2 separate regions of the Homo sapiens genome follow, and region 1 is linked to region 2. A link is an interaction called in ENCODE POLR2A ChIA-PET data of the cell type or tissue named here. Cell type or tissue: PC-3. All regions are shown on one strand. Links, peaks and the distances in the headings refer to the core of each region. The heading gives the core; the rest is flanking DNA.

The links. ChIA-PET counts read pairs that join two places held together with the same protein. Peaks named below come from ENCODE experiments on the same cell type or tissue, not always from the same donor. Only the 100,000 strongest peaks of a DNase experiment are listed, where the experiment ranks them.
Region 1: POLR2A ChIA-PET joins it to region 2 with 5 read pairs; 2 of 35 experiments call an interaction of 5 or more read pairs at or near these places.

The regions. Positions count from the first base shown.
Region 1 is chrX:20,214,228-20,220,045 of GRCh38, forward strand. The region is part of intron 2 of RPS6KA3 (ribosomal protein S6 kinase A3); the gene reads right to left. Among named protein-coding and RNA genes, the nearest start is that of RPS6KA3, 50 kb to the right of the region's middle. In PC-3, for the core only: no CTCF peak of the experiment used is centred there; a DNase peak (open chromatin) is centred at 3,244; H3K4me3 peaks cover 366 bases; H3K27ac peaks cover 696 bases.
Region 2 is chrX:20,466,376-20,474,847 of GRCh38, forward strand. No RefSeq gene overlaps it. Among named protein-coding and RNA genes, the nearest start is that of RPS6KA3, 200 kb to the left of the region's middle. In PC-3, for the core only: no CTCF peak of the experiment used is centred there; no DNase peak of the experiment used is centred there; H3K27ac peaks cover 606 bases.

The sequences.
Region 1 (5,818 bases), core at 1,752-4,251, 250 kb before region 2:
CTTGGGATAGGTCTTCAGTGATTTTCTGGTTGAATTCACTGTTTTCAGTTTTCTATGTCTCTTTCTTAGATTACCCCCTTGTAACTTCCAAAGAAAGGTGATGTGGAAGAAAACTTTCTGAACCTCACACATCTGTAAATGTTGTTATTTTGTCTTCCCATTTGTATAGTTTGGCTTAGTACCAAATTCCAGAAGAAAAATAATCTTGGCTCAGAACTTTGACACCATAGATCCATTGCCTTCTAGCATCCAGTTCTGCTGATGAGATGGGTGATGCTAGTCTAGTCACACTTTTTGGTAGGTCTGGTTTTTCCTTCTGGAAGCTTTAAAGATTTTCTCTGTCCTTGTGTTTCTGAAATTCCCCAATAGTGAGATAAATAGGGTCTTCTTTCCTTCAGAATGCCAGATGCTTGGTGAACCTTTATAATCTAAAGACCTGAATTCTTTAACTTTGTGGGGAATTCTAACATATCTTTGATAATTTCCTTCCACCCATTTTTCAGGGCTTCTCTTTTTGTGACTCTTCTACTAGTTGAATATTGTACGTCTGAAATGGAATCCTTTATGTCATTTTTTTCTCCTATTTTCTGTTTCCACTTTTTTTTCTTTTTTTCTTTTTTTTTTTTTTTGAGACAGGGTCTCACTCTGTCACCCACGCTGGAGTGCAATGGTGCGATCTCAGCTCACTGCAGCCTCAACCTCCTGGGCTCCAGTGATCCTCCCACCTCAGCCTCCCCAGTAGCTGGAACTACGGGCATGTGCCACAACACCTGGCTAATTTTTTGATTTGTTTGTAGAGACAGGGTCTCAACATGTTGCCCGCCTGCCTTGGCCTCCCAAAGTGCTGGGATTACGGGAATGAGCCATCATGTCCAGCACTGTCTCTACTTTCTAAGAGACTTTCTTGACTTTATCTTCCCACTTTCATACTAAATTTTTTATCCTGGCAAATCTTAAAGTACATTTTCAAGTGTTCCTTTTCTTAGTGTGTGTGTGTGTGTGTGTATGTGTGTTTTAAAAAGCATCTTCCTCCACTCCCTACTCTCTTCCCCCCAAAACAGATGCAATCATTTCAAACCTCTTTAGGGATACAAACAGGGATTTATAAAATATTTTTCTAAATCAGGACTCAGAGAGTACGGAAAATACTCTTGAGGGTAGAGAGAAAAGATCAATTCCTGTGGCAAGTTTGGCATTGGCTCAAGTTTCAAAAACCTGCCACTGTTTTATCCTGAACACGCTTTTCTGTTCCTTCTAAGTTTAAATTTCATAAGACTTAAATTTTTACTAATCACACCAGCAAACTATTTTCTATCTACTTTATATATATGGAAAATTACAGTAGTATAATAGGCAAAATATCCTGGGTTGAGATCTCAATGCCCAGATTGTACTTAATGTCACCAGGTCATGGGACCATGACTATTTTAGAAATGAATCTAAGGTTCAACCAGGACATAATACTAATGCTTGGGCAATCTTGGACAACAGGTAGGAAAGCAACAATGTACTTTTCTAGCTCATACTTGGAATCTAATGAGATGGATGCAGAAAGGAATATCAGATTTCCAAGGGCAGTGATAAGCCAAGAACAGACTGACATGTGCATGTGACAAACATATCTTATGTCACTAAATCACCTGTTACTGAAATAAATCTGTCACATGAAAACATAAAATTATAGTTTGACTTGACATTTTGTAAAACTGTATTTTTGCCTATAAGTACATGGTAAAGCAGCTATATTAATAGTTTTATGGAAAAATATTATGTTAATAAACTGGAACACAGATATAAATTATATACATTCTAATTATTCTGTGAGGCTCACATATTTTTACATTCTCTGGCACAACTGTTTTTTAAATGATAAATGGATATCTGTCCATTCATTACCACAAAAAACTTACTTTGTGCATTTAAAAACAGTAATAATAAATTCCATGCTATTATTTTTACAAAGACTGTTGATTTGATAAGCAAAAGTCTGACTGTGGGCAAAATTTTCAGGATGGCAGCAGATCTACATCACGTCTTCTTTCATTCTTCCTACATTTCCACCCCTTTCAGACATTTGCCACCTCCCTCAGCCTAGGTGTTCAATACCCTTAAGCTATGTACGGGAATTCACTAATTCATTCATCCATCCATTTAAACATTTATTTTTGAGTACCTGATACATGCTAGGTACTCTTCTAGGCGCTGGGATATACAATAAGTCAAATGGACCAAAAACTTTGCCGTTTTGACAACAGACCAAATAATAATAATAGGTAAATAAAGGTTAGAACATGATAAATACTATGAAGAAAAGATATTGAGTTGAGTAAAGAGATGAGAATAGCAGATATGGAAAGGGGGGGGTTGTAATTTTCAATAAAGAAGTCAGGGCAGGCTTTATTAAGAAGATGCTATTTGAGAAAGACCTGAGGGAGGTGAGAAAGTCAAGCACCTGGGGGAAAAGCATTCCTGGGAGAGGGACAAGCCAGTACAAAGGCCACAGCAGGAGCACACCTGGACACTAGAGTTTAAATCAGAGAGTATGAAAGAGAGGTAGAGAAGAATGAGGTCAAGAGAGAACTAAAATTCAGGCGGCTCTCCTGCTTTTGCTTTTTCCTGAATGCCTGGTCCCAGTGAAAATGTTTCTGATCTATGACATACTCTGTTAGGACCATTCCTTTTTGTTGGAAGGCCATTCAAATTATGGGCCAGGTATTGTACTAGGTGTTAGAGATACTAAGACAATTTACCTGGATCTCAAAGATTTATTATTAGATAAATATCTGTTGAGATATGACCCCTGATGGATAAAACAAAGTCAGTTCAGTTGAAACATATACTTTTACAATTCTGTAAAGAGTGTCATTTTGGACATCATGGAAAAATGAAGAGAAAATTTATGGGCAGGTGGATCTTTTGGTGTCCCTCAGTCACACAAAAAGCCACCCAGTTTATTTCCCAGGACCAACAAAACGTCCTTAGGTTTATACCTCAATGGTCTTTAAGGTCCACTCTTTAGTGGGGAAAAAATAATCTAATGTTTCCTTTTCAAGTTGTGAGAGAAAAATATCATTTTGATCTTAAAATGTAAAAAGGATTAAAGAAAAGAAACTGAAATTAATATTGTCTATTTGAATTATCGAAAACCTAATATTGTAACATGCTAACTAAGAAAACAAACTGAGAGATATTAACTGATTTCAAAGAATGATTCAACATTTGGCATTATGCCCTGCCTTGTATACATAATTTCCTTTTTCCTCCCCTCCCCTGAGTCAGGAAGTGTGTTCTTGAGGCATTTGTATTTTCTAAATTGTTTTGAATGCCAGAAAATATTACTGAAGCTTGAAGTAAAATATTTAAATGTTCCTTGGTAAAAGTCAATAAGTACTTTCTAACTATGGATGTGTAACCATTTTTTGTTGTACCATAAAAAAGACCTTACAAATGAAAAATGCATACTTTATTTGCCCCTTAAATGTCATTCTAAATTAAACTATCACCCTTTATATAGATACCTATAGTTCTATAACATGTAGTTTTATTTTAAAAAGATATGTTAACCTCTTTGTAGATGATCAAGATACATAAAAATTATTTTGCTGTGACACAAAATTAGGCTGGTTATTCAAGCCATGGTGTGAAACTATGTATTAATATATTCTAGATTACAATCTGACTGAATTCAATTTACTTCATTTGCTGATGGAATGATAAATAAGCTCAACATTTTTCATTTAACCAAATTCTTTAAGAGAGCTTTAAGCTCTTATAAGTCAGCTCCTTTTATCTATGTTTGAGAAAACAGCAAGCTGGTTCTCCAGATTAACATTTCTAATCACCGCCACAAAGAGCAGAGTTTTCTCCCAATCTGGAATCCCGATCAGCAAATTTAATTCTCTTTAAAGAGCTGCTGGATAGCACAATTCTCATGGCAAAATATCAAGTTGATTTTGGCAGGATTGTAGATTAAATATATTGCAAATTAACATCCACTAAGCCCATTTTAACAGAATAATTCTTTGAAAATTGTTCCTACTCTAAGTCAGATAAAATTACTTGCTTAAAGTTACTTAAATATGGAGTTGCTTAAAAACTTCCAAGTTTTTACAGGAACCAATTTCCACCAAAATGTGATTTTAAGTTATTGACTGCTTAAAATAACATACTCTCCTACCCACTAAAGTTGTTTTCATTATAGTAATCTCCTAAATATTAGCAATTTTGCAATTCTGTTTATGCCTGGTTTAATTTTGAGAGTTACAGTCATTTGTTTTACTATACAAAATTACAAACACTAGCAAGATAAAAATTACTCTAGCACTAAAAAAAACAAAAACAAAAAAACAACGTAAAAGTCAGTTGACAAAATATACAGAGTTGAAATGTATAATACACATAACTGGCTTTTAGTAAACAGAGCTATTATCCTTTAAAAGTTCTATCAAAACAGGTTTTGAATTTTGAAAAGCTGCTTTAAAGAACATATAAAACGAAATAACTAATTACTGTAATTATAGTTAGCTCCAACTAAAACATTTTATTCTATAAAAGAAGCTGAACAGAGCTTACCTGTATAGAGCGAACACGAAAAGACAAAAATTTAAACATGGCTACGAAACCATGATGGTGATAAAAGAATTTCTGACGGTAAAACTTAAGTTAGAAAGGGAAGGCCAAGCCCCTGCAAAGTTTTCTCCTACCAGCTGTTCCGGCAATTAGAAAATTTCCTGTCAGGCGGGTCCTGAAAATGCTAGAAAAAGAGGCCGGACAATTTTCCTGTGGTAAAAGAAAGAAGAAACCTGCCGGCAGGGGCACTAATGTAGCTGGATAGGTAGGGAGGCCAGAATAGGAAACCAAAACAGATTTGCTGATAGCCAAATCCTGTTGAAATATTCTTTTCTCCTAGTTCCCAGCAATCCGGACAATTTTCACAACCAGTGAAACAAACGTTATTATTTTAGAATCCTGAGAAATGCCAGAATTTCTTAACTATATGACCCTTTAAAACAACTGAAACTAGTTGCCACTACTAAAAGTTGCTAAACTGATGCACAAGTGGAATTTGACCCTTTGCAGTGTGTTTATACACACACTCAAGCCGTGGTCTCAAGATAATTTTAAGGTTATACACAGGCATGTCATGGGTGTTCCCTGTCAATGAGGAAGAGTTTCATAACTATAGGTAGAAAATGAAGACCACAGGCAAGAAACTTTTAAAATTGTGATGTAAGGACAAATGCTACCTGTCTTAAATGAAAGTAAATTACTTTTGAATTTATGTTAGTCATAAGCATTAATTATCAACCAGGTTAAAGACTTAAAGGCCCATAGTTAAAAACTCACATTCCTAGTTGATAAAATATAAGTTAAAAAAAAGAAGTCCAATCCTTGGGTTATTAGCAAAATGAAACACTTAAGAAGCCATGTTGGAAAAGAAGGAGGGGTCAAGCTACCATATAATCCCTTACTCCATTTCATTTCATCCTCTAATACGTTATAGAAGTTTTTCTAAGGTATTTTTACTTTGGAAAATGACAGGTATGCCAATATTCAGAACATAATCACTGTAATAGTGGTATTTAAAACAACCGAAGGACAACAGCTTCAAGAGTTGTGGGATAATGCTCTGCTTAATGAACATTTAATCTATGTGGAACCAACAAAAACCTCAAGTGTTAATCTGCACAGCCTGTAAGAATTTAATAAAAGCACGGAATTTTCAAAATCTAAAGACACTCTAGAAAATACCAAGAATAATCAGCTCACTTTCTGGATGAAGAAACTGTGGTCAAGGTAGGCCCATATTTGGTGATAG
Region 2 (8,472 bases), core at 3,669-6,168:
AGCTGTCATCACTACAGAAAATTTCAAATAATGACTATTTTTTCTTTTTTTAATCTTGAATGCTTTGGGGACCAAGCAGCAAGTCCACCCACAGCTATTGTCAAGCATATTTCTTTCTTCATCAGTAATAAGGAGTGATCCTTCCCATGCCTAAATTTAGTCATCTTAGAAAAAGATCTAGAGATTCGTGTTGCAATGTTGAATTCCTGGTGTTTTATTTTCTCCTCTTTGAAGTCTCATATTCCTAATCTGGTCAGAACCTCTAATTCTAACATTAAATGGGAATGTTTAGACCTTCTAAATGTTTACTACATTGAATTTTTTTCAATGTTTACTACATTGAATTTCCTTTCCTATAAGATTTGCTTGTTGAGATATGTCTTAAAAATTCCCAGTTTTCCCAGCTTTCCTGCTTATCAGCCAGCATAGCTCATGAGAAGTGATGGTTATGTCCATAAAGAACAGTGTGCTCTTCTTGGCTAGCAGGTATCTTAGATTAAATCTCCCTGAGTCTAAAGTCTGACCACACTCAGATGGAATCATATTTAAGCTGAATGAGTGTAAATATTTTTATTTCCTTACGCTAAGTGATATAATGCATAGCAACGCCATTGCAAGTTGGGTTTCCTGGGAAGCATACAATGAGATGGAATTTAGTGGGTGAGATATTTATTAAGTAGTGCCCTTGGGATCATCACATTGCCACTCCATTTCCCTCTCTGTCTGATTTTGCTTCCTTCCCCTCCTTAGCATTCATATTTCATTAGCTTATATAATATTTAAAATTAAATAACATGCCTACCATTATAAATGGAATAAACAGATTTGAGAACAAAAACCCAATAGTTGGTTTTTTTAAAAGCATACACCTTAAAAGATGGGAACTGAGCTGTGGGGGTGGATTAGCAAGGACCCTGCCAGCTGTAGGCATTCTGAATGCCATGAACTGGGGTCACTTTGCTTTACAGAGTGAATGAAAGGGTCAGTCAAGTGGAAGACTTGTCAGGGGACTTCTACCTTACTGTCACTTCAGAGGCAGGCTGTGTCATGGTCTTCAGCCATACTTATGCTTGGGTACAATACAAGGCACTCATAACACAATCTTACCAGTTTCAAAAATTAATTTTTGTAACTGTTGAATTGAAATTCTTGAGTCAAGGAGGATTGTAGCATCTGACGGGGCCATAGACTGGAAATAAAAGGGAAGGAGCAAGACCTTTCATGGAAAAAAGCAGAATGGGGTAGCTTGGTGAATTGGCTATGCCCAAACGTTCAGGTGGAGTTGAGTAGCAAGGCGGAGACATGTAGGATCTTAGAGCTGGAAGAATCTTGATGAGGATGTAGGCGAGTGTTGTGTTTATAGGTGTGTGAGTGGAGAGGTGGGTTGTAGGGGGAGAGAATTTAATTTTTTAATTTCATTCACGTCTAAATTGTTTGAGACTTGTAGGAATGATCTGCATTAATTTTCTAATTAAAGCTAATTAAACAGTCCCCATGTTTAATTAAACTGAGTAAAAAATATGCATTGACTGTGAGCTCACCAAACCAAGAGTGTGGGATAGAATCATTGCATTGACAATGTCAGCTTAGGCATGACAGTGTCAGCTTAGGCAATTGACAAGAAAGCACAAATGGTGGCCATAACGGCATTCTGAATACATGTGATTTAATTTGTTAAGTGCATTCTCTCAAACATGCATTTAAATTAAATGATTATGAATACAATCATTTTAGTACTGAACTATTATCTTCGAGATTGGTTTTCACAAGAAGCAAAAGCCTGAGAAAACATAAAATTCCCTTAAAGGGATTTCCTGATATCAAGGAAATCTTCATATTTCATAGACAAGCAAATACTTTTCCAATTAAGAATTAGAAATAACACAGAGGTCAAATGCTCTCTCTCCTGAAACTGCAGCAATGATGCTTGTCAGCGAGATGGGGAGGGAAAAGCTGTATTGTATTTGTATTCTGAGAGAGCTGCTTTCAACAGCTCTTTCCCTTAGAGCTTTCCTACTCACTTAGTGCCCTTTGAGTCACCTTTTTTTCCAGGTGGCAAAGCTGCGAGTATTAGCATAGCCTTTCCTCTCTACTTAGTAAAGGTGTGTTTTTGATGAGTTTATTTATCCTCCTCTTCAGCAGAGAGAAGCAGTAAAGTCACCGGAGGCAAAATGTAAAGGGTGCGGAGAGCAGCAGAGGGCCTGGGATAGGGGAAATAGGGCGTGGGGTAGGTAGACATGGAGGGGAAAAATAATACTCTGTGCTTAACTACTCACCCCAGGGACAGGCATTGCATTTACTTTGCCTCATTTAATCTGCCCAAGAATCTTGTGATCTAAGTATTATCTCCATTTTACAAATGAGGAAAATGAGCCTCAGAGTGTTTAAGCAACTTGTCTAGGTGCACAGGAAGCATCATCATAATCTGCTGCAGATCAAAAATTCTAAGCCAGATGGATCTGGTCTCCAGCACATCCTCTTACTACAGTGAGATGCTCTGGGGGAGAAATGAAGCGGGGCAGCCAGATAACACGTATATATGTGGGGCTGGGCATTTGACTAGGCCTCACCTAAAGTAATTTAAAGTCTAATGTTTTAAAAACACCATGAAGATTAAACTGAACACATCTGCAGAGCTGAATTCGCACCAAGAATTAGCATGCAACTTCTGCAAATAAGGCTTAAAAGAAAAATTATACAGTAAATGCTAAGTTCACTACTTCTTATCTTAAGCTATTTAAGGAACAGGATGGGGAAAGGGGTAAATAAATACTGGGAAAATGAGAGAAGGCAGCTTTCACATTATAGAAATTATTTAGGGCAGAATATCTTGTCATATTTTGAACACACATTCAGTGATATTATACAGGCTAATGGAAAAGGGGTGACAATTTCCAAGTCACTGTCAATGGCTCTCTTATTTCTGAGACCATTTGATATAACAAAGTTTAAGTAAAAAATGGTTTTGACCTATGGAACTTGTTGTAGTGAATGTGACTTATACCAACCAGGGTTACTCAAAGTGTGGTCCCTGGACCAGCCCAAGTCCACAAACGGTTACTGGTCTGTGATAAGTACAGGGATTGAGAATAAGCACGTGGAAACTTCTATAGCAATTTGACATTACTGCATTTTGTAATTGGGTTTGCATTTTGTAAGCTTTTTAATATTTTTCTTATAATTTATTTTCATTGTATTTTATAAAATTATCGATCTGTGAAAATAATAGTTTGAGAAGCACTGGCCTATGTGACATTTGAATGAAGAGGATATTAATTAATTTTTAATCCAGTGCATACGAAGCCACATGAAGATGCATGGCTTCTGTCTCTGATTTTTAAATTCTTTATTCTTTTATTTTTATTCTTTAAAGAAAAAATGAGTACTGTTAGGAACATCAACTCTTGGCCGGGCACTGTGGCTCATGCCTGTAATCCCAGCACTTTTGGAGGCCGAGGTGGGAGGATCACCTGGTTCGAGACCAGCCTGGCCCACATGGCGAAACCTGGTCTCTACTAAAAATACAAAAATTAGCCAGGCATGGTGGCACGTGTCTGTAATCCCAGCTACTTGGGAGACTGAGGCATGAGAATCACTTAAACCCAGGAGGCAGAGGTTGTGGTGAGCTGAGATCAGGCCACTGCACTCCAGCCTGGGTGACAGAGTGAGATTCTGTCTCAAAAAAAACCAAAAAATAAAAAGAAGTCTTTTTTCTATTGACTGATTCAGTCTCCAGTGTGATAATACAAAGTACAGCCATGATGGCACACCACCAGCAAATATGGCAGGTAAATTGGTTCAGTGTATTTCAGAATAGAGAAATGACAGCTATATGCATACCCTAACAACCATAATCGTGGTAGCCTGAATTTAAAAAATATGATAACAATGGAATAGTCTAACTCTTAAACAGTTTTTTGTTAAGTGCCTTGAATGGTTCTTGTGTTTCCCTTATGTTTTTAAAAGGAATTTTATTTTTATTTTGAGTCTGCCTGGAATAAATACTTTATATTTACTTCTCTAATTTCATATATATCAATGCATGATTTCAATATCCATAAATAAAGCCCTTTGCTGTTCAATTGTAACACAGAATTAGGTGATTTCAAATGATTATTTGAATTCATAGCTAAGTGGTCCCCAATTATGTTAAAAAGTGTATACCTTAAATATACACAATAAAATTTATTTTAAAGAAATCTCAGAAGTTGTTCTAAATTATGCCTGCACCATTGACGGGCCTAGCACCAACCATTTCTCGTCTCATAAAATTCTAGAACTATTGGCTAATGTGCTGTTCTGGCAGGAAGAGGGGTGATCCAGGGCTGGGGCAGAGGAAGATGGCTCACCCAGTGGTCACTGGGTCACAGCAACCTCTTTGGTGGCTCTTCTCCAGCTAGAAAGATGCCCAGAATGGTCATGGAGCAACCACTAGTCCTACCTCTGGGCCACTTCTAAGGGACACCATGTATTACTACTTTTATTTTATTTTTTCCCTGAAGCCTTTGTTTCATGTATAAAGCTAGCACATTCTTGAGAGGTCTCTACCAAACTGGTTAAGGGCTTAGGTGGGGTCTCCTCAGCTTCCCACCTTCTTGTTGTTCTTGAAAGTAAGTGGTCTGGTTCTTCACACTTTAAGGGTCTTACTTGTCCCAGGACTCATTGCAAAGCGTTACCCAGAAGCTGTAATGTCCCCCTGTTCATCCCCTAATTACCCCTTCTGGTCTTCTGGTCTGGGGGGACCTCTTCCTCTGTAAACCTCCTATTAGCGCCTTTGATTTGTATATTTTCTAACCAAAAATAATTTTGATGTTTGATTGATACTGAATCTGTCTGGATCAATGATAATAACATTATATATATAATATATATAATATATCTATATATACTGAAAGCAGTCTACTGTTTATTTTTTGTTTCTTATAAACAATAACAGTATATTTTAATTTTATTTTGCATGGTATCTGTTTTCATAGTAATTATGTCTAACCAGCTTTCTAGTCTCTATTAACTTTTTAATGCAATCATGATATATTTATAAGATAGGAACAGATGAACAAACACTGTGGTACTTGCAGTATTTTTTAAGTGGCTGTAACTGTTAAGAATCAATGGGTATATTTAAAAAAATTCTCTGGAAGGGAATTATATGATACCTGATTATACATTGAACTCTGTTGACCCATCAGAGTAAAGGACACAATTGTACCAAAGATATGTGTTAATCATGGGTTCTATCTTTAGAAGTCAGGGCACCCTGGTAAAACAGTTTCTGACCTTCAGATTGTCATGTTTTATTTACAAGATCAGAGTGTGGCATACTTAGCTGTTATTGCTTCAGGGACTTTGGGGCCTGAACACATGAAGACATAACACAAAGGACCTTTTCTTTTAACCAGTGATCTTTGTATCCTTAGTAAGCATGCCCAGTGCTCAAAGCCATTGCAATTTCTCTGGAATCTGTAAAACAAATCAATTCCATAATTTAATTCAGTGAAGAAGAAAAATGTGTGTTTAACATGTAGTGATTCAAGTCAGATTAGAACGTTAATCTTTGGGGAAGAGCTCAGAGTTATATCTTTTCCCCTCACATTGAAAGGCCCAGGATTTTAAAATCTAAATTCCTGAGTTTCCTTGAACAATTGTTATATATAGTATAAATAATGGATTTCAAGGATTTATACAGCTAGTTAGATGACATATTCTATGAGGTAAACCGATGTGCATTATTCAGGTATTTCAGAGGTCTTAAAGTAAATCCAACAGATGATATGAAAATACAGCTTTTTTTCAGAACAGAAAATATCAAAGTTGTTACTCAAGTATTTGTCAGCAGAAGTAATTGATAACAGGATTATTTTTTATCTTGGCCTTTTCAAGGAGCTGCATTTTGTGATCACTCTTAAAAGCTTCTGCCATGAGCATTGTTACTTTAAATGGTCTGCTTGCTATGTTTAGCTACAAGATGGCTGACAAAGAACAGTGCACATGCTTGATAAACTCTTCATAAATTTATTATGAAGCAACATCCATTTGTCAGCTCTTGAGTCATTACTTTTGACATCAAGCAAAGATACAAATGGAAGGCGAACATAAAGCCCCTTCAATTATTTTAAATGACTAATATATATCATAAGGAGGGGTTGTTAATGAGGGTAAATGAAATAACATTTGCTGGCAATATGATGATTCCTTTTATAAAACCAAGAAGGGGTGGTTAAAATGTGAAGTTGATTAGAGTCTGCTAAACTACAGGTGATGAAATTATGTCAAAATAAATCTAGATTAAAAACCATTTTCACTGTGATTTTTTTCTAAATATCATTATGTATCTTTTATATACAATTTAATCAAATTCCTCATTTGCAGCTTCTGCTAAAATTACACTCAAATAATATCCACTGACTAGGCTTGTGCTAGGCATTGCTAAGGATATGATCTAATGCTCAGCAAACAGAATTTGGAATATATGGTTGTGATCATATGTTTAGTGATCTAGGGAAGGACCTGAATTCCTATTAAAATTCAACTCCCATTAAGATCAGATTTTGTGGTTTCAATAAATCACTTTACAGATTATTGAGCTAATGTGGCCACATCATATATTATCCACGTCCATTGGTCTCTGCCCTCCAGGATCTTAAATGTAATTGGGAAGACAAGATATACAGATATGAAAACTTAAATAATCGTTCGAGACAGTGATATAAGAGCTATCACAAGGCAATACATGATTGAGTACCAAATGATGCCTTCTGTCTCTGAACCAGTGACATTTATTACCGCACACAGAAGAGAATGAGCCAAGAGGTGCTGCAGGAGTTCAGAGGCAAGAGAGAGGAATGTGGCCTGATATGCACAGAAGACTTCATGAAGGAGGTAGGGCTGGAGATGGTCCTTTAGGGTGGGTGAACTTTGCAAAAGGAGAGAAAGGCTAAGTGTGTCCAGTAGCTCTGTGGTTTGACCCCAGGATCTAATTTACATTTCTTCTTGATTTTGTTCTTATCCTGTTACTATTCTGTCTATTCCTGTAGAACAGTCTGCTGACTGCTTAGCAAAATCCACATTCTCCTCTTCTTTCTGGGCTAGACTACATTCCCCAGCCTCCTTTGAAATCATGTGAGACTGTGGCTGATTTCTATCCAATGAAATGGGTGGAAATCTGTGAATTATCTATTGCTGCATAACTGATTACCCTGAAACTTGGTGGTTTAAAGCAACAAACATCTATTATCTCATAGTTTGAGGGCCAGGCATTCAGGAGCATATTAATTAGGTCAGTCTGGCTCAGAGTCTCTTATAAAGCTGCAGTTGAGGTGTGGGCTGGAACTACAGTCATCTGCAGACTTGCTAAAGGCTGAAGGCCCCACTCCTAAGATGGCCCACTCACATGGTTGTTGGTGGGTGGGAGGCCTTATGGGTCTCTCCATGGGATTGCTTGAATGTCCTCATGATATGGCAACTGGCTTCCCTTAGAGCAAGTGATTCAAGAGACTAAGACTCAGCCTTGGAAGTCACACACTGTCATTTCTGCAATATCTTATCTGTTATACAGGTCAGCCCCATTTGCTGTGGGAGGGGGACTATATGTGATCATGAATACCAGGAGGCAGGATTCACTGGGGCCATCTTGAAAGCTGGCTACCATAGGATGTGCCATCTGCTATTTCATGCTTGGGCCATAAAAACCTCTCATGTGCTCCTTCAATCTCCTTTCCTGTTCTAGCTGGCTGAAATGCAATGATTCCCAGGGAAACTTGGAACCCATGTGTTGAAGGTGGTAGCACTTCCATCAGCCTGGGTCCTGAATGCCTGCAGGAGAATATCCTTTTGATCCATGTACCTGCCGAGGACTGGTAAGTGAGCAAGAGATAAGCTTCTACTGTTTTTGAGTCATTGTACAGTTTCAGGTCTATTTGGTTCAGTAGTTAGTCCACCCCGACCAGTATAACTTTGATGCAGGGAATCTTTACAATGTCCTCCACTGAAGCAAAGTCAAGTGCTCTAGAATGTTGAGGTAATGAGTGACTATCTGTATTGCCTCCATTTCTTCTTTTTCTTATGGTTTTCTTTTTCAACAAGTATCTATTGAGTGCTGATATAGTTTGGGTATTTGTCCGCACCCAAAGCTCAATTCAACATGATTTGAGATGAAAAGTAATGGCAAAACCAGCAATTACCTTTGCACCGACCTAATAATCCCCAGTGTTGGAGGTGGGGCTTGGTGGGAGGTGTTTGGATCATGGAGGTGGGTCCCTCATGAATGGTTTGCGCTATCCCCTTAGTGATGAGTGAGCTCTCACTCTGAGTTCACATAAGAATCCGGTATTTTAAAGCTTGTGGCACCCCACCTCCCCACTCTCTATCTTGTTCCTGCTTTTGCTTTATGATGTGCCTGTTCCTGCTTCACCTTCTGCCATGAGTAAAACTCTCTGAGGCCTCCCCAGAAGCTGAGCAGGTGCTGGTGTCATG